2 separate regions of the Homo sapiens genome follow, and region 1 is linked to region 2. The links are chromatin loops, found by intact Hi-C in ENCODE. Cell type or tissue: CD14-positive monocyte. All regions are shown on one strand. Links, peaks and the distances in the headings refer to the core of each region. The heading gives the core; the rest is flanking DNA. Region 1 overlaps LOC105372606 (a long non-coding RNA gene). Region 2 has its middle 7.8 kb from the start of GHRH.

What was found. A loop is a pair of places that touch in the nucleus more often than their neighbours do. Peaks named below come from ENCODE experiments on the same cell type or tissue, not always from the same donor. Only the 100,000 strongest peaks of a DNase experiment are listed, where the experiment ranks them.
Region 1: a loop joins it to region 2, with 4 times the contacts of the local background. A loop is called at or near these places in 17 of 110 quality-filtered maps.

Annotation. Positions count from the first base shown.
Region 1 is chr20:37,332,656-37,342,766 of GRCh38, reverse strand. It overlaps LOC105372606 (a long non-coding RNA gene), which reads left to right. Exons shown (of 2, transcript XR_936699.2): 2 at 4,834-5,327. Among named protein-coding and RNA genes, the nearest start is that of SRC, 8.4 kb to the left of the region's middle. RefSeq lists enhancers at 2,099-2,631, 5,948-6,447. In CD14-positive monocyte, for the core only: no CTCF peak of the experiment used is centred there; DNase peaks (open chromatin) are centred at 4,988, 5,966, 6,786 and 8,866; H3K4me3 peaks cover 1,798 bases; H3K27ac peaks cover 3,968 bases.
Region 2 is chr20:37,264,553-37,274,663 of GRCh38, reverse strand. No RefSeq gene overlaps it. Among named protein-coding and RNA genes, the nearest start is that of GHRH, 7.8 kb to the right of the region's middle. RefSeq lists enhancers at 4,110-4,179, 5,693-6,240, 6,241-6,787 and silencers at 9,209-9,258, 9,399-9,518. In CD14-positive monocyte, for the core only: CTCF peaks have their summits at 4,630 and 4,831 (motif pointing left); DNase peaks (open chromatin) are centred at 3,523, 3,883, 4,253 and 4,753; H3K27ac peaks cover 4,661 bases.

The DNA of each region.
Region 1 (10,111 bases), core at 1,401-9,400, 67 kb before region 2:
CACAGAGATGTCGTGCTGTGCAGGCCCTGGTCTCCTCCCCTCCTCTACCTGCCTCCTGCTGTCCCTCCACAAGCAGTCCCTGTCCTGAGGCCTTTGCACTTGCTGATCCCTCTGCCCAGAAGGTTCCCCACCCCCTAGTCCTTGGCTTGGCTTCACTCTTCCTTCCTCCTGCAGTGGTCATTTATTGAGCATCTACTATGTGCTAGGGTCTGTGCTACATGCTGGGATACAGCAGTGAAAAAACCAAGGCTGGTCTTTGGTCTCTAACTTAGAGGAGTCAGGGATGGGCAAGTACAGGGGCTGCAGGGCCCAGAGTGGGGCCCCCAACCCAGCATGTGTGTTGAGGAGAGAGTTGTCTATGGAGAGTTTAGAAGCCTGGGGAGATGGTTGCCAGGTGAAAATGGGACAGGGAGGCAGGGCATGGTGGGTCACGCCTATAATCCCAACACTTTGGGAGGCTGAAGCAGGAGGATCACTTGAGTCCAGGAGTTTGAGACCAGTCTGGGCAATATAGTGAGGCCCTGTCTCTACAAAAAAAAAAAAAAAAAACTAAAAATTAGCCAGATGTGGTGGTGTGCACCTGTGGTCCCAGGTACTGGGAAGGCTGAGCTGGGAAGATAACTTGAACCCAGGAGATCGAGGCTGCAGTGAGCCATGATCGTACCACTGCACTCTAGCCTGGGTGACAGAGCAAGACCCTGTCTCAAAAAACAAGATAATTATAATAACAAACAGGACAGGACAGGTGTGCAGGTAGAGGGACAGTGTGAGCAAAGACAGAGATGGGGAACGCCGCTGCGTCTGCAACTCCATGCAGAAGCAGGTGGTGTTTGCGAAGCACAGCATGGCGGTTGGGCTGGAGTCGGGGAAGTGAGGTGGGAAGGGTGGTAGGGGAACCTGAGGATCCCTGAGTGCCAGGCGTGGCTTCTGTCCTGGAGGTGGTGGGAGCCACGGAGGGTGGTGAGCAGAGCAGGGCCTGGGGAGACATGGAGTGGCGGTCACATTAGGGGACAGGGAGGGGGCAGTCAGGAGGCCTCTGTGCTGAGGAGCAGCGGGGACCCAGCTGATGCAGAAGGCCTGGCTCACACAGGAGTGTGTGCATGGGCATATATCCGTGTTCCAGGAAGTGAGGCCAAACTGGCCGAAGGTGGGAAACCCAAGACACTAGAGAAGCATCCCCAACCCCATGGGAGTCAGGAGCCAGGAGCAGATGAGCTTGTTCTCCCCCAGCGGCCAGCACCGGGAGGGGCGTCCAAAACATGGGTGTCAAAGGCAGAAAAGAAAAATCTGAAAAACTATCAGAGCAAAGAGGAGACATGATCCTGGGGCAGAAAAAAGACATTAGGGAAAGACTTAGGAAGTCTGACTAAAGCATGGACTTCAATTATAATAATGTATCAGACCAGGTGCAATGGCTCATGCCTTGTAATCCCAGCATCGAGGCTGAAGTGGGAGGATCACTTGAGTCTAGGAGTTCAAGATTAGCCTGGGTATACAGTGAGACCCCTGTCTCCACAAAAAACAACAACAAAAAATTAGCTAGGCGTGGTGTGCACCTGTATCCCAGCTACTTGGGAGGCTGAGGCAGGAGGATCGCTTGAGCCCAGGAGGTCAAGGCTGCAGTGAGCCGTGATGGTACCACTGCACTCCAGCCTGGCTAACAGAGTGAGACGCTGCCTCTGAAATTTTTTTAAATAATAATAATGTATCAATATTGTATTGATTCATTAATCATAACAAATGTGCCCCCGTCAGGGAAGAGATGGTGACAGCAGCACCTGAGCAGGTGGCGCCTGAGTGGTGACCTTCAAACGGCATTAACCACTGAGCACAGCCCCACACATTCAAACCCTCACAGCCGGACCTTCTGGGCTGTGTGGCCGGTTCACAGATGGGGAACCTCAGGCTCAAGTGTGTCTCTACCCAGCCCAGAATCTGGAGACAAAACACAGACGTCAAAGGCAGAAAAGACCTGCCCATGTGAAAATGGGGGAGACGCCTGGCCCCACTGGGCTCGCATGACGGCCAAGTACGCTCAACACCTCACTCCCCTCAGGCTGCAGAAGAGGCCCAGAGAAGGACAAGCATTCTCCCAAGGTCACACAGAGAGTTGCTGGCAGGCAGAGCCACCATCCCACCCCAGCCCAGGCCTCCTTCCGCCACATCCCAGAATGTTTGTGAGAAAAGATGAAAGGAGGCTGGGCCCTTGATCTGCCTGGCCTGATGGGAGGGCAGAGGGCAGCCGGAAATCTGCAGCTAGAGCTGTGACCCCACAGTCCACAGGGGGTGAGAAACCTGCCGCACAGAGAGGAGACGGTCACGACAGGAGGGCTGAAAGAATCATTGTAAAAATAATCACCATGGCTCACAGTCCTGGTGCAAGGAGTTTCCTGAGCAGGGAATCGCTTCCAGGGACTCTGGATGTAGCATCTAGTTCATTCTTCACAACGCAACAAGGTAGGAGCTAGCTATTGTTATCCCACCATACAGATGAGGAAACTGAGGCTCAGTGAGGTGACATGACGTGGTGAGGAAGGGCGGGACCTTGAATTCAAACCCAAACAAAATTCAAGCCTTCCTGGCTGGGTGCGGTGGCTCACGCCTGTAATCCCAGCACTTTGGGAGGCCGAGGCAGGTGGATCATCTGAGATCAGGAGATCGAGACCAGCCTGGCCAACATAGTGAAACCCCATCTCTACTAAAAATACAAAAACTAGCTGGGTGTGGTGGCAGGTGCCTGTAATCCCAGCTACTCGGGAGCCTGAGGCAGGAGAATTTCCTGAACCCGGGAGGCAGAGGTTGCAGTGAGCTGAGATTGCACCACTGCACTCCAGCCTGGGCAACAGAGCAAGACTCCCTCTCAAAAAAAAAAAAAAAAAAAAAAATTAAGCCTTCCTGAATCTGGAACTCAGGTGCTGCGGTTCTGTGCTACCCGGGTCTGTGAACCTCAAAGCTCGCATATTTCACATCCAAGAGCAAAAGGCCAGATCCACAGGGGCCGGGCAGGGAACCACTGCTGCCCCTCTGAGCACTGGCCTCCACCTCAATGGAATGCCTCCATCCTCCACATTTCCTAAGCATTGGGAAGATGCAATGTAGCAATGTTTTGTGGGAGTACTTTGAAAAGTAGATAGAAGAAAAAATATTCACACTATACTCCACCCTCAAGGAGAGGAACATTACTCCCCAGTCCCTAGATGTGGGCTGTGCTTGGTGGCTCCCTTCTAAAGAGTTCAGGGTGGAAAGAGGGGTGGGGGCGGTGCCTTTGCAGTGCAGGAACCTTACAAACGCTATCTCAGCCAGGTGATCAGGACAACATCAGCAGTGATCGGGCCTGCTGATAACATTTGCCCTTGATATGATGTGATTAGAATGGCATTTTACCTCTGTGGTCTTTCTCCTCAGAACCCGGAACCCCAGTCTAGCCATGAGAAAAGCCTCAGACAGATTCTAATAGTGGGGCATTCTACAGAACACCAGACTAGGCCAGGCACTGTGGCTCACATCTATAATCCCAGCACTTTGGGAGGCCAAGGCAGGAGGATCACTTGAGGCCAGGAGTTCAAGACCAACCTGGGTGACATGGTGTGACCCTATCTCTACCAAAAAACAAATTTTTTAATAAAATTAGCTGGGCATGGGGGCACATGCCTGTAGTCCCAGCTACTCAGGAGGCTGAGGTGGGAGAATCGCTTGAGCCTGGGAGGTGGAGGCTGCAGTGAGCTATGATTGTGTCACGGTACTCAAGCCTGGGTGACAGACTTAGACACTATCCAAAAAATAAAAAATAAAAGGCCAGGCAAGGTGGCTCATGCCTGTAATCCCAGCACTTTGGGAGACCAAGGCGGGCGGATCACAAGGTCAAGCGATCGAGACCATCCTAGCCAATATGGTGAAACGCCGTCTCTACTAAAAATACAAAAATTAGCTGGGCGTGGTGGCACATGCCTGTAGTCCCAGCTACTCGAGAGGCTGAGGCAGGAGAATTGCTTGAACCCGGGAGGTGGAGGTTGCAATGAGCTGAGATTACGCCACTGTACTCTGGCCTGGCAACAGAGCAAGACTCCATCTCAAAAAACAAACAAACAACAACAACAAAAAAAAAAAACACGAAAAACAAAAAACAGAACACCTAACTAGTATTCCTCAAAACTGTCAGGGTCATCAAAAAAAGAAAAGTCCGAGAAACTATCAAAGCCAAGAGGAGACATGATCCTGGGACAGAAAAAGGACATAGGTGCCAGGCGCAGTGGCTCATGCCTGGAATCCCAGCACTTTGGGAGGCCAAAGCAGGTGGAACACCTGAAATCAGGAGTTCGAGAACAGCCTGGCCAATACGGTGAAACCCCATCTCTGCTAAAAATACAAAAATTAGCCAGGCTTGGCGGTGCATGCCTGTAATCCCAGCTACCCAGGAGGCTAAGGCAGGAAAATAGCTGGAACCCAGGAGGTGGAGGTTGCAGTGAGCCGAGATCATGCCACTGCACTCCAGCCTAGGTGACAGATCGAGACACTGTCTCAAAAAAAAAAAAAAAAAAAAAAGGGGACATTAGGCATTAGGGAAAAACTAAGGAACTCCATAGCAAATATGGACTTTAGTTAATAATAATGTATCAATATTGGTTCGTTAATTGTAACATACTATACTATCATGGATATTAATAATCAGGGATTCCCTAGCAAGCCCACTTGAGAAAAAAAAAACTTAATATAACAATAATAATAAGGGAAATTGAGTGTGGGGTATGTGCCATGTTCTAGAGCAAAGGACTGAATTTTCGGACAGGGAGGAAGTTAAGACACTTGTCTGTAAACATTTCCTTCTAAACCCAGGGAAACTTAGGACCAGAGAATAGAAGTGACTTGCCCAAACTCAAACTGCAAGTTTATGACAGAGCCTGGACTAAGATCAAGCTTTCTCAATGTCACAAGAATTCAGTAACAGCCTACTGTATACAAGGCACCAGCCTAGGTCCTCATCATGGTGAAGGCTGGTGGGGAGGTTCAAAGATTTGTCCATGGGTCAACACCTCCCCAAGGCCAGGTCTCCAGGGACACAGACTCTGCCCTTTGAAGGCTCCAAGCCAGAAGAGGAAACAGACCCTGAAACACTATGAGCAGGAGGGCCAGAGAGCGACACACTTTGGTATCCAGGAGACCCAGCCCCACTGCCTGCAACCCTGCAACCTCCCTGTGCCCCACTGAGCTGCTCAGTAAAATGGAACTAAGGATGGTGCCAACTGTCAGTGATGCTGAGAGGTACAACAAGGAGGTGAAATGTGAGACCCTGTGCATTGTGGACACCCAATAAACAGTGATTCTTTTTATTTTTAAGTGTGTTCTGAGTGCTACAGGAGTTCGGGGGTGGGGAGCATTTGTCAGTTTGCCTTGATAGGGGATTCTCGGAGAGTTTACCAAACGAGGGACATTTAGATTGAGTCTCTGCTGGGTGCAATGGCTCACGCCTGTAATCCCAACATTTTGGGAGGGTGAGGCAGGAGGATCACTTGAGCCCAGGAGTTTGAGACCAGCCTGGGCAACACAGCGAGGCCCCGTATCTACAAAAATGATTAAAAATTAGCCAGGCATGGTAGGTGTGCCTGTACTCCAGCTACTCAGGAGGTTGAGGCAGGAGGATCACTTGAGCCCAGGAGTTTGAGGCTGCAGTGAGCCATGATTGTGCCACTACACTGCAGCCTGGGCAGCAAAGCAAGATCCCATCTCCAAAGTAAAAAAATAAAATAGATTGGGTCCTGAAGGATGGAAAGGACTTTGCCACACCGGAAGGATGTGAAAGCTGCGGTCCCAGCTTTCAGTTCTCACAGTCTGGTCCGAGAGAGAAGGGGACACGTCAAGCCACCCTCCCAGGGGATTCCCACGCAACAGGACCTCCCCATTTCCTGGCCTGGATGGCTCCTTTCTGGCCTGCCTGGCCTCTGAGATTCACCAGTGCCTGAGCCAAGGCCACAGACAGCAGGGGAGGGGCAGGGGTGGGGGCACGCACCAGGGCTGAACAAACCCAGGGCTCATCTGGAAAGGAAACCAAACCCTGCCTCCCACTCACCAGCTGAGTGTCACTTGTACAGCTTCCTCCTTCTGTTCCTGTTCAGGAATTACCCAGGCAGGGCTCTGTGGTGGGGCTGGGGGACGGGGGGCTGGTGGGGGAGTGGGGCTGCCCCAGAGGCGGAGCCTGGAGCCTCCTTGGTCTGCTCTGGCCACGCCCAGACTCATCCCCTCTGGCTGGCTGGCCTGCTCCCAGACCCATTTCTCTCCTCAGCAGGCCAGGTTTCCTCCCTCCTCCACACACCTGCCCACGCAGTACCACCATCTCCTCTCTGCTGGTCCAAGCCCCACTCCCCTTTGGCCCAACCCCGGCCCCTCCTGGAAGTCTTCCACAGAGATCCCTCCCAGTCTTGCCTTCCTTATCGTCTTTATCCATTCAGGCCTGCATGTCAGCTCCTGTGCTGGAGCTGGGGACAGACAAGTGAGCAGTGAGTGACCAAGACTGGCACCGTCCCTGCCCTTTGGACCTGGAGCCTCTAATCCCTATGTCTCGTGTGTCCCGCATGCTTCATCCACACCCCAGTGGGAAATCGGAAGCCAGGACTGCAGTCCTGTGCAGCCTCTGAACAGTGTGGCCTTGGGCAAGTCCCTTCCCCTCTCTGGTCGGAGTGGTTTCCATAGCTGCTAAGGGAAGCAGTGCGATGTCCAGGGGGCAGGCTGGAGGGATGGTGATGTCTGCTCCCCCAACCCTTCCTGCCCCAATGTAATGCCCTGCAAATAAAGTTTCCCTCCAAGTGGAACTGGTAAAATGCACACACGGGGCTCTGACTCATCAGAATTTTTTTGCAGAAACAAATATAGGGGTCAGTGGGAGGGACCTGCCGGGTGGCTGAACATCACGGTTAAGAGCAGACCTGGGTTTGAATCCTGCCTCGGTAGCTGTGTGGCCTTGGAGGTCATTAACCCCCGACTCTCACTTCTCTCATTGGTAAAACGGGGATACTTGTACACACCTCATATGGCTGTGTAATGACACACATGCTAGATACCCAGTGAATGCATATTATTATCATTTCTGGTGCAGCCGGACAAGTCCATTAATAAAGTAGATAATTATGACGGCCTTAAAATTAATAATGTAGATCCACATAACTTTTATTTTCTTTTTTAGTTCTTTTGAGAAAAGGTCTTGTTCTGTTGCCTAGGCTGGAGTGCAATGGCACAATCACGACTCGCTGCAGCCTCAACCTCCGGGGCTCAAGAGATCCTCCCACCTCAGCCTCTGAATAGCGGGGACTACAGGCGCACACCACCACGCCCAGCTAAAGATTCATATGTTTTGACATGGAAAGAGTTCATGTCATATTAGTAAATTAAAATATTATAGCATTAATGATGTAACTATTTCTGTCTTTTAAAAAAGTGGGCACAGGAAAAATGGAATAAACACTTCCATGATACTAGCAGTTGCCCTGGGGGTGGGGGATCACCGATGAGCTTAATAATTTTTTCTTTTATGCTTGTCTTTATTTTTTACGTTTTCTTCTCTCTCTCTTTTTTTTTTTTTTTTTTTGAGACAGTTTTGCTTTTGTCACCCAGGCTGGAATGCAGTGGCGCTATCTCGGCTCACTGCAACCTCTGCCTCCCAGGTTCAAGCCATTCTCCTGCCTCAGCCTCCCAGCTAGCTGGGATTACAGACATGCGCCACCACACCTGGCTAATTTTTGTATTTTTAATAGAGATGGGGTTTTGCCATGTTGGTCAGGTTGGTCTCGAACTCCTGACCTCAGGTGATCCACCCGCCTCGGCCTCCCAAAGTGCTGGGATTACAGGTGTGAGCCACTGCGCCTGGGCATTTTTTAAGTTTTCTACAGTGAGCTAATGTTGCTCAGGCAATAGAAAATAGCTTAAGTTAGTTTTATGTATTTATGTGTTTTTTAGACACAGGAGGTCTCATTCTGTCACCCAGGCTGGAGTGCAGTGGCATCATCACAACTCACTGCAGCCTCAAACTCCTGGGCTCGAGGAATCCTCCCACCTCAGCCTCCAGAGTAGCTGGGACTAGAGATGAGCGCCATGACACCTGGCTTGCCTTCCTTTCTTTCTTTCTCTCTCTCTTTCTTTCTTTCTTTCCTTTCTCTTTCTTTCTTTCTTTCCTTCTCTTTCTTTCTTTTCTTCCTTTCTTCCTCCTTTCTTTCCTTTCTTTCCTTCCTTCCTACTTTCTTTTCTTTTCTTTTTCTTTTTTTTTTTAAGAGATAGGGTCTCACCATCTTGCCCACACTGATCTTGAACTGGGCTCAAGTGATCCTGCCACTTCAGCCTCCCAAGTAGCTGGGACCACAGGCGACCACCACCATGCCCGGCTAATTATAAAAAAAAAAAAAAAAAAAAAAAAAAAACTTTTTTTGTAAAGACGAGGGCCTCCCTATGTTGCCCAGGCTGGTCTTGAACTCCTGGGCTCAAGTGATCCTCCTGCTTTGGCCTCCCAAAGTGCTAGGATTACAGGCGTGAGCCACTGCACCCGGCCTATGAGTTATTTTTAAAGTGCCATCTAGCGCCCTCTAAGCACACGGATCTTTGCTTCCCAACTAGTCGGGAAGCCCAAGTACAAGGCCTAGTCCACAGCCCAAGGTTCCTGGGGGCCAAAGTCCTCAAGGCGGCTGGTCATGCACTTGGCCTTTCCGCACCCGCTCTGGGCTGGTCCCTCTGGGGGCACCTGCTGGGGATGCTCTGTGACATCCGTTGTGCATTTTGCACCTGTCGTGGCACCATTGATGAGAAAGAGTGCTACCCCCAGGAGGAAGTGCCCAGTTCTTCTTCGTGACGTTCTGGGATGTCCCCTTCCCCTTCCCCTTCCCCTTGGCCTTGACTCACCCTTTCTACGTCCACACACGTTCCCGGGGTAGGGCAGAAGCGGGTAATGAGGAAGGGAGGCTCCTTTGCACTGGGCCTGGGCTGAGGACACAGCCAGTGTTAGCCCAAGAGGAGCCAGCCCACTGTCTGGTGGCTTCAGCTTCACTCTATCTTAGTTCAGGTTCTCCTGAAGCAGAGCCCGAGACTACTCTTTTGAGAAGTGACCCCAGGAAGCTGGAGCAAAGAAGCAGGAAGGGAAAGGCAGGGAAGGAGAAAAGCCAATACATGGAGCGCTCTGGAGGTCACCGCTGTAGGATCGAGAAGGGACTACCTACCCAGCTGCATGCCAGATCTCCCTCCCCAGCCCTGGCCTCCCTCCAGAACTCTGGACCCATCTGTCCAGTCATCATCCAGACCTTTCCATAGAACGTCCTCCTACCCCGACACAGTATCCCAGAGACTCCACTCATCCCAGGCAGAACATATCTTCTGTTCCCTGAAACTGGCCCTCCTCTGGGATCCCACCCTTTCAAGAACTTCAGCCAGAGAACGGGTGAGGTGGCTCACACCTGTAATCCCAGCACCCTGGGAGGCCGAGGTGGGAGGGTTGTTTGAGCAAGCGAGGTTGAGGCTGCAGTGAGCCATGACTACTGCACTCCAGCCTGGACAACAGAGGGAGACCCTATCTAAAAAAAAAACAAAAAAGAACTTCCACCAGAAACCTGGCATCCCTGGCCTCCCTCCTCCACTCCAACTATCCCCTCCTTTCATCCCCTCCCTGGTACTCAGGTGGGGCCTGGCTCATCCAGATCCCAGCTGTGCCCCTCCCTAATTCATCCTATAACAGTCCTTGTGGCCAAGCTCAGTGGTCAAGCCTGTAATCCCAGCACTGTGGGAGGCTGAGGTGGGTCAATCACTTGAGGTCAGGAGTTCGAGACCAGCATGGCCAACATGGCGAAACCCCGTCTCTACCAAAAATACAAGAAAATGAGCCAGGCGTGGTGGTGTGCACCTGTAATCCCAGCTACTCAGGAGGCTGAGGCAGGAGAATCGCTTGAACCCAGGAGGCGGAGGCTGCAGTGAGCCGAGATCGTGCCACTGCACTCCAGCCTGGGTGACAGAGCAAGACTCCAACTCAAAAAAATAAAATAATGTTAAAAAACAGTCCTTGTGTTCTTCTTTCCAAATCACAGCTCTGATCCTTCAGTGGCTCTCCAGGGGCCTTAGGCCAAAGCTCACACTTAAGAGGCCACCA
Region 2 (10,111 bases), core at 677-8,676:
GCTGGAGTGCAATGACATGATCTCAGCTCACTGCAACCTGCCTCCCGGATTCAGGTGATTCTCCGGCCTCAGCCTCCCGAGTACCTGGGATTATAGGTGCCTGCCACCACACCCGGGTAATTTTTGTATTTTTAGTAGAGATGGGGTTTCACTACTTTGGCCAGGCTGGTCTCAAACTCCTGACCTCAGGAGATCCACCTGTCTCAGCCTCCCAAAGTGCTGGGATTGCAGGCGTGAGCCACCGCGCCTGGCCTCCTGCAAGTTCTTTTTGCTGCATCTTCCTCACCTCCACCCATTCACCCCCAATCTTTGAATCTGTTTATTTTGTGTCTGGGGACAGGATTTGCCTTTGGGAGACTCAGCCAAGAGAGTATGGGCACTGGAGCCAAAGAGACTTAGGTTCAAAACTCCAGCCTTACCCTGCTAAGCATAGTGGCCATGGACAAGTTATTTAATTGTCTGAGTCCCAGTTTCCCCATCTGCAAAGTGGAGATAATAAATTAAAAAACAACCAAACAGCTACTTTTCTAGTGTGTTCTTCTTGCCTCTTTCCTTCTCCTTTCCCTCCCCTCCCCTCCCCTCCTCTCCCCTCCCCTCCCCTTCTCTTCGCTTCTGCTTTTGACATGGGGAGTGGGTGTCTTGCTTTGTTGCCCAGGTTGGTCTCAAACTCCTGGCCTCAAGCAATCCCACCTTGGCCACCCAAAGTGCTGGGCTTACAGGTGTGGCCCAGCACACCTGGCCTCTTTTTCTAATTCTGCCTCCACGTGCCCTGAAGATTCGTAAGCAGTCTACAGTCTTCTAATACCTCTTTGCTCTTCAAAGTCTCAGCCAGACGTGGTGGCTTATGCCTGTAATCCCAGCATTCTGGGAGGCCGAGGCTGGCAGATCACCTGAGGTTGGGAGTTTGAGACCAGTCTGACCAACATGGAGAAACCCTGTCTCTACTAAAAATACAAAATTAGCCAGGTATGGTGGCGCATGCCTGTAATCCCAGCTACTTGGGAGGCTGAGGCAGGAGAATCGCTTGATCCCAGGAGGCAGAGGTTGCGGTGAGCCAAGATTGCACCATTGCACTTCAGCCTGGGCAACAAGAGCAAAACTCCCTCTCAAAAAAAAAAAAAAAAAAAAAAAAAAAAAAGCTCTCCCCTCAACTTCAACCACCTTCTCCAAGCTTCGGACAAGATCCAATACCTGTTACCCACATCCTCCTGGAGGTCACATGAGTGAAAAACTCAACTCATGCAAATTGGCTCTATTGTTCCTCCCCTCAACCCACTGCCCTGGTGCATCCTGATCAGCCCTTGAGGCCCCCCAGCCCATTCTCAACAACCTCTCCTTCACCTTCCTCATCCATCTACTGCAGGCCTGCGCCCCATTTTTCAGAGCCCTCTCAAATCCAGCGCCCCCACTCCCATGCTCCTTGCCCACCGCCCCCCCAAACCCCCAGCTCAGGCCTCCAGGATGGCTGGCCTGGACAGCTGTGAAAGCTTCCTCACTGGGCTTCTTCTCTCTAGCCTCTCGGGTCTCTGTTCCTCCCACCAGGCTGCTGGCAACATTTTCCTTCCAAAACCACCACTCCAGGGCTTGAAAGCCTCCAATGGACTCTCTCCATTGAGAACAAGACAGGTCCAAATTCCTTAGCATGGCATTTAACACCCTGCACAGCTTGGCCCTAATGCATTGTTCCAGATTCATCCACATTTCTTGCCGCTGAAGCCACAGGCCCGAGTTTCCCAGTCTGTGGGACCTCGCACCTGTACCAGAATCACTTGAGGCCCTAGTTAAAAATTCAGAACCCTGGGCCCTACCCTGGACAACTGAATCTGGGGTCCAGGTCCGAAGCCCAGAAAGATGTGAGGACCCTCACTCCAGCCACACCAAATAATTTGTTGTTCACTAACCAGGCCTCCAAGCCTTTGCTCAGGCTGGATTAATTTTTCCTCTTTCTTCAAGATCCAGCTTAAAAGTCACATCCTGGCCGGGCACAGTGACTCACGTCTATAATCCCGGCACTTTGGGTGGCTGAGGCAGGTGGATTGCTTGACCCCACAGGTTCTAGACCAGCCTGGGCAACATGGAGGAACCCCGTTTCTGCAAAAAATACAAAAGTAGCCTGGCATGGTGGCACGTGCCTGTAGCCCCAGCTACTCAGGAGGCTGAGGTGGGGGAATCACCCAAGCCCAGGAGGCAGAGGTTGCAGTGAGCCCAGATCATGCCACTGCACTCCAGCCTGGGTGACAGAGTGAGACCTTGTTTCCAAAAAAAAGGAGCCAGACGAGGTGGCTCACACCTGTAATCCCAACACTTTGGGAGGCTGAGGGGGGTGGATTATTTGAGGTCAGGCATTCAAGACCAGCCTGGCCAACATGGTGAAACCCCATCTCTGCTAAAAATACAAAAATTAGCCGGGCGGTAGTGACGCGCACCTGTAATCCACTACTCCGGAGGCTGAGGCAGGAGAATCGCTTGAGCCCGGGAGGCGGAGCTTGCAGTGAGCCAAGATCGTGCCACTGCACTCCAGTCTGTGCGACAGAGTGAGAGCTTGTGCCCCCCTCCCAAAAAAAAGTTACATCCTAGGCAAAGCCTTTCCTGCTCCTTAGCAGGGTGAAGGCCACACCCACTCTGCTCCCACAGCTCCTTGTATGCACCTCGATTATAGACTGTGTATATCACACTGTGTAATTATCTGTTTGCCCACTTGTCTAGCTAGGATGAAAATTGCACCAAAGCAAGTCCACAGAATGCCTGGAGCCCCCAACTCGGTGAATGGCACATAGCGGCACTTGATAAATATCAGTTCATTTGAATTGTGCTTTACACTTCCTTGGCTCCTGGACACCAAACACAGCACTTAGCACCTGATGGGTATTATTACATCGATATCTGATGGATAAATTATCAAAGGATGGAAGGAGGCAGGAATAAAAGACAAAATATGCCAATAAATTAATGATGACTTTTCATCATCAATTAATATCCTGGAATGTTTGTGCATGCCTGGGACCATCTCTCACCTGAAGGACGTGGCAATTGGGTCAGAGATCAGATGGATCCTGGGACTTCTGGCTCCAAGTTCACGGGTGAAATCAGCAGACCAAAGTTCTGATGTTAATCAGAAATGTCACTATCACCATGACAAGTGCAAATGTAAAGTGCAGTGCCATCTTCCATTGCAGTGTCCTCACTTGTCACCTTTATCACTCCACCTCGCAGGACCCACATGGACCCTGCTGATACCAATCCATGGGAAATCAAGCTGGCAGAAATTAGCCCTGGGCTGCTGAGGCAGGGTCAGGGATAGCACTGTTCCGGGGCAGGCGAGCTTGTCTGGAGGCAGGCAAGCCCCACTCCTAACCCCGGCCTCTCCATGTACCGTCTGTATGAGATTGGACGAGTTACCCAATATCTCCAAGACTCAGCTTCTTCCACCATGAAATGAGAGCACTATGTGTTCCTAAGGCTCAAGGTTGTTGAATGAGATGAGATCACGTATGTTACGTGACTGGCATGTAGATGTTACTGCTAGACTGCGGAAATCCAGGACAGCTAGACTCCGTGAGTCATTGGGTGGTGGTGACTGGGGCTGACCCCAGGGGGACAGGAGCTAGGCAGGGAGCCAGGTCTCACTCAGCCATGGATTCCAGGTTCTGGGCCTTAGAAGAGGTTCCAGCTTCAACAGGGCCCAGCCACTGGGGAGTCAGGAGCTGGGGGCCTGGGTGTGGAGGCTGCTCTTCCTTCTGCTCTGTGGCCTGGGTGTTCAGGGACTAAACCAGGCAGGGTGGGAAAGGCCCAGAGAGTGGGAGCTCCAGACCCTAGAGGGAAACCCCAATGACTCTGCTTCTAGTCTGGAGTGAGGGCCGTTTGGCCCTGACTCAAACCTGAGTTTGCTGCAGTCGAGGCTATTAGGGTTCCTTTAACTGCACTGTAACCACAGAGGGGAAGTAAGACCGTGAGATAACCTGGCTCTGACATGGGAAGTAGAAACTGGAAGCTGAAGTCCCAAGCAGGCCTTGACTTTTGCCTGTGGACACTCAAATCATGGGAATTCTTCTCACTGTGTCTGCAGGTCCTGTTGTCACTAAGATCCCCCAACTCAGAGATTCCAAGCGAGGGCGGTCCTCCCTGTAGACACCCCCTCCTTGCTGGTCTGAGCTCTTCTTGCCTGATGAGCCAGGCTGAGGGAGACTCTGTAGGATGCACTTCCTTTTTTTTTTTTTTTTGAGACAGAGTCTTGCTCTGTTGTCCTAACTGGAGTGCAGTGGCATGATCTCGGCTTACTGCAAACTCCGCCTCCCAAGTTCAAGTGATTCTTCTGCTTTAGCCTCCCACGTAGCTGGGATTACAGGCGCATGCCACCAAGCTCAGCTAATTTTTGTATTTTTCGTAGAGATGGGGTTTCACCATGTCGCCGAGGTCGGTCTTGAACTCCTGGCCTCAAGTGATCCACCCACCTCAACCTCCCAAAGTGCTGGTATTATAGGCATGAGCCATTGCGCCTGGCCAGATGCCCTTTCTCCTGTGGGCTTTCTCCTGAGATCCTGGGGCAGGGCTGGGCTTGGGGCAGGGCTGGGCTTGGGGATCACACAGTCTTCCCTATCTGGAAACATAGCTGAGAACCCAGGGCAGCAACGGTCAGGGAAAGATGGGAGGAGGCGCAGGTTGAGTGGCCGATGAAAAGGTGGCATGACAAACTTGACCTGACCCTTTCGTAGTCCTGGGATTTCACAGCGAACAAAGCCCCACAGGCGGGGCCTCTGGCATTTGGTAGCAAAACCTGACAACTCCAATGACTGGGGAACAGCGACATCTCCCGGCTGTCTGAGGCCATGGCCCTCCTACCTGATCAGAATCCCGGGCATTTAGACACCAGGGTGCCTAATGCCTTTAGAATCCTCACAGATTTTAGCCTTTGATTCAATTGGTCCAGAGTGGAGCCTGACATTCTGCATTCCTAACAAGCCCCCAGGTGCTGTCAATACTGCTGGTCTATGGACCACACTTTGATTAGAAAGCTTTAGAGGGCTCAAAGATTTGGTCCCAGGCATCCCAAGGGTCTCAGGAAAGGAGACAATTTTCTGCATATAAAATTATAAAATCACTCAACCACAGGCAAGGCCAGGGAGGGAGGATGCTTCTTGAAGAGATGGCCTCCAAGGGGGCTTTTGAAGTATGGTCATATCTTCACCAGGGAAAGGTTACCCGAGGATCAGCTGGGGACAGCCTCCTATGCAGCAGGCGTGGCACCTGCACCAAGTCTACCAACTCAAAAAACAACCTGGTTAGTGTGCCTAATTGACTTGTGGCAGGCCCAAAGATTCCAAGCAAGGTGAATGTTTAAAATACTCATGGGCCAGGTGCAGTGGCTCACGCCTGTAATCCCAGCGCTTTGGGAGGCCGAGGCAGGCAAATCACTTGAGGTCAGGAGTTCAAGACCAGCCTGGCCAACATGGTGAAACCCTGTCTCTACTAAAAATACAAAAATTAGCTGGGCATGGTGGCTTGTGCCCATAGTCTCAGCTACTTGGGAGGCTGAGGCAGGATAATTGCTTGAACCTGGAAGGCGGAGGTTACAGTGGGCAGAGATCGCGCCACTGCACTCCAGCCTGGGTGACAGAACGAGACTGTCTTAAAAAAAAAAAAAATTAGTGCCGGGTGCGGTGGCTCACGCCTGTAATCCCAGCACTTTGGGAGGCTGAGGTGGGTGGATCACCTGAGGTTGGGAGTTCGAGACCAGCCTGGCCAACATGGTGAAATCCCATCTCTACTAAAAACACAAAATTAGTCTGGCATGGTGGTGCACGCCTGCAATCCCAGCTACTGGGGAGGCTGAGGCAGGAGAATCGCTTGAACTCGGGAGGTGGAGGTTGCTGTGAGCTGAGATCATGCCATTGCACTCCAGCCTGGGCAACAAGAGCTAAACTCCATCTCAAAAGAAAAAAAAAATTAAAATACTCGTGGGAGTAACATTTCCAAGGAACCCAGAGTTGCTTCATTGATTTGCTAAGTACAATCAACCTCATCTCTTCATTAAAAGAGCTCTTCTAATGACTTTCCCAGATGCAGACTTTTTGAGAAAGAAATGAAGCTCTGAGCTGCCATCCAATCACAGGCCCTTCTGTTTGGGTAGGACCCTGTGAAGCAGGGGAAAGGACCACATCATCTCCATTTTACAGAAGAGGAAACTGACACTCAGGGAGGTTAAGTGACTTTGCCTGAAGCCACCTAGCAAGCCCACACCACTTAAACCTGGTCTCCTCTGACACAGTACCCTGGAGCACTCAGACACCTGCTGCTGCTGATGCCACAAAAACAGGCCTAGAAGGGCAAGTGGGGAGGGTCAAGAGAATCTGGGAGTCTGGGGTCCAGGCCTCTGGATCCTTGCACAGTGGCCTTGGACTGGGAACACTGCCATCAACCAGGGAGGGGGATGAAAGCAGCTTTTACAAAGCAGGGTCTGAGGTCCTCAGACAGGCCCCCTTTGTGGACTTCCTTTCCCTCCCCACCCCCATGCCGGCTGCCAGTAGCATCGCCCTCATTGAATGGCTGGCTTGCACACACTGGAAATTTGCAACACAAATGCACGGCTTGTCTCCCTCTCCACAGAGCCTCACTGCCCCAGCCTTTTGGGGCCTTTTAAAGTCTGCCTTTCTCTGGGGTACTTTCTTTCTTCAGCTCAAGCCCCCAGCCCTAGATGCAGCCACAATCACTAATTAACGCTGGGTTAAAACACGTCCTGGGAAAGTGAGCTGGGCGGCCACCGAGGCGTTCTCATCATCACTCAGAGGACAAGGACAAGGCGGCGGTGGGAATCGGTGGAAGGGGCTGGGTTTTCATTCTCCGGGTTCTTTCTGGCTCCCCATCCTCCCCCACCCCCCGCCCCACTATGCTCTTTCTCAGTGGGTTTGAGAATTTACTGCAAATAAAGCCTGTCACCAAGATGGCTCCCAGCCCTCCCCGCCACCAGGCTGCCACCAAGCAGCCCGTTTTTTCAGAGCTCAGCTCTGAAAAACTACAATAACTGCTACCATTTGCCAAGACACTTACATATCAGACACCAACATGCATATTTCTTTTTCTTTCTTTCTTTTTGTGGAGACGGGGGTCTCACTGTGTTGCCCAAGCTGGTCTCGAACTCCTGGGCTCAAGCAACCTGCCTGCCTCTGCCTCCAAGTGTTGGGATTACAGGTGTGAGCCACCGCATCCGGCCAAGCATATTTCTGGTTCTCACAACAACCTGGAGTGGTAGTTCTTATCACCTCCATTGTACAGATGTAGTAACTGAGGCTCAGAGAGATTAAGGGATTGACCTTGCCTAGAATCTCACATGGGGCAAATGGCAGAGTTGGTTTCAAATCCAAATCCATTTGCTCCCATTTTAAGCTTCTCCCTACTCCTGTCTGACGATGAACTCCTGGGTTTACATGACTTCTCCCTTCTCTCGATTCTTGGAACATTTATACTGATACTGTGTCCCTCTCTGCATTTATACTGATACTGTGTCCCTCTCTGGATCTACCTGCCCAGGGTAATGACTCAGCTTCCTCCTGTAGCTCTTTGAAGACAAGCACTGTGTCCAAACACTCTGCGTTCCTCATAGCACCCAGAAGATGCTATGCAGAGGGGAGAGAGCCACCCCACTCCCCTAACTGCAGAAAAGGGACTAAGCCCCTCGGAGATGGACAGCTAATCCAGCAAGCTCTACGTGGGCCTAATTAGTTGCTTAAGAGGGGTTTGTGGGATGAGGAAATAAATGCTCATTTAAGAAATTCGGGGGCAGACCCCCATCGCTGCTGGGGGGAAAGTCAATGGTACAGCCATTGTGGAAAAGACTGGCAGTTTCTTAAAAAGCTAAACCCTCATTATATGACCCAGTGATTCCCCTCCTAGGTACCCACCCAAGATTAATGAAAACATGTTCACACAAGGTCTCCTACTGAAATATTCATAGCAGTTCAGGCAGGGTGACTCACACCTGTAATCTCAACACTTTGGGAGGCCGAGGTGGGAGGATCACTTGAACCCAAGAGTTTGATAGAGAGAGACCCTGGGCAATATAGAGAGACCCCATTGCTACAAAAAAATTTTTTTTAATTAGCTGGGCGCAGCGGATCACGCCTGTGGTCCCAGCTACTCAGGAGGCTGAGGTGGGAGGATCACTTGAGCACAGGAAGTCAAAGCTGCAGCGAGCTGAGATTGTGCCACTGCACTCCAGCCTATGTGACAGCAAGACCCTGTCTCAAAAAAAAAAAAAGTTCGTAGCAGCATAATTCATACTAGCCCCAAACTGGAATCAACCCAAATGTCCATCAAGGTGAATGGGTAAACAAACAGTCATACATCCATACAATGGAATAAAAAGGAACAAACTATTAATACCTGGATCAACATGGATGAAGGTCAAACATTATGCTGAGTGAAAGAAGCCTGACACCAAAAAGTGCGTATTTTATTTGATTTATTATGATTTACTCATCATATAAAAGATTCCATTTATAGGAATTTCCTAGCAAAGGAAAAACTGTAAGACAGCAGATTAGGGGTTGCCTAGGGCAGGGGGCAAGAGTGGAGACTGAGAGCAAATGGGCTAGAGGGAATTTTTGGAGGGACAGAAGCATTCCAAAACAGGATTGTGGCAATGGTGGCACCACCGTATAAATGTATGAAAGCTCATGGAGCCATAGACTTAAAACCAGTGAGCTTTATGATATGTTAACTCTTTTTTGTTTGTTTATTTGTTTTTTAGATGGAGTCTCCCTCTGTCGCCCAAGATGGAGCACAGTGGCGCGATCTTGGCTCCCTGCAACCTCCACCTCCCTGGTTCAAGCAATTCCCCTGCCTCAGCCTCCCGAGTAGCTGGGATTACAGGCGCATGCCACCACGCCCGCCTAATTTTTTTGTATTTTTAGTAGAGACAGGGTCTCACCATGTTGGCCAGATTGGTCTCGAACTCCTGACCTCAGGCAATCCGCCTGCCTCGGCCTCCCAAAGTGCTGAGATTACAGGTGTAAGCCACCACGCCCGGCCAAACTGTTGAAGTTCTTTTTAAAAAAAAAAAAAAAAAAATTAGAACTGGTAGGCCCAGGAAGGGCCTTAGTGTGGGGCAAACAAATTGGAAATCAGAAAACTTTTTTTTCCTTTTTTTTTCAATAGAGACAAGGTGTCACTCCATTGCCCAGGCTGGAGTACGGAAGCACGAACATAGCTCACTGCAGCCTCTAACTCCTGGGCTCAAGTGATCCTCCTGCCTCAGCCTCCTGAGTAGCTGGGGCTGTAAGGAAGTCAGAAAACATGTTTGAGTCATAGCTCTTCCAGCTACTGACTAGCTCTGTGGCTGTGGCTGAGCACGTAACCTTTCATGCCTGTTTCCTCATTTACCGCAATGACAAGAACAGCAATTATCAAAGCTAAATTGTGAGCTCTGCCCTATGCCAGGTCTGCCCTTTATGCAATGTCACAATAATTCTCACCCAAGAGCCTCATAAGTTGAGCTCTATCACTCCCATTTTACAAATAAGAAAACTGAGATAGGGCGTGAAGTCTGTAGCACAATGCCTGGCACAGAGTTTCAACCGAGGCTGGATTCTGAGCCCCATGGCTTCTCCGGCCAACTCCATGTAACCTGCATCTGTGCCCTGGACCAGCGTCCACTCTGGGTGCCCAGCTCTGCATGGTCCCCACTTTGCATTTCCAGGAGTTACCCCACACTTCCTGACTGTGCGAGAGCCCATAGCCCTGGGGCTCCCAACTGCTTCGTCTGCTCCCTGCTGCTGTGACCTGCACTTTTTTTTTTTAAATAATATTTGAGTTCTGGCCAGGACAACATAGTGAGATCTCATCTCTACTAAAAATAAACAAAATTAGCTGGGCATGGTGGCGTGCAACTGCAGTCCCAGCTACTCAGGAGGCTGAGGTTGGGGACTGCTTGAGCCTAGGAGGTCAAGGCTGCAGTGAGCTGAGATCTCACCACTACACTCTAGCCTGAGCGAGACCCTGTCTCCAAAAAATTAAGTAAATAAAATAATAATAATAATAATTAATTTAAAGCTATCAACCCATTTATTTTTATTTTTATTTTTATTTATTTATTTATTTTATTTATTTTTTTGAGACG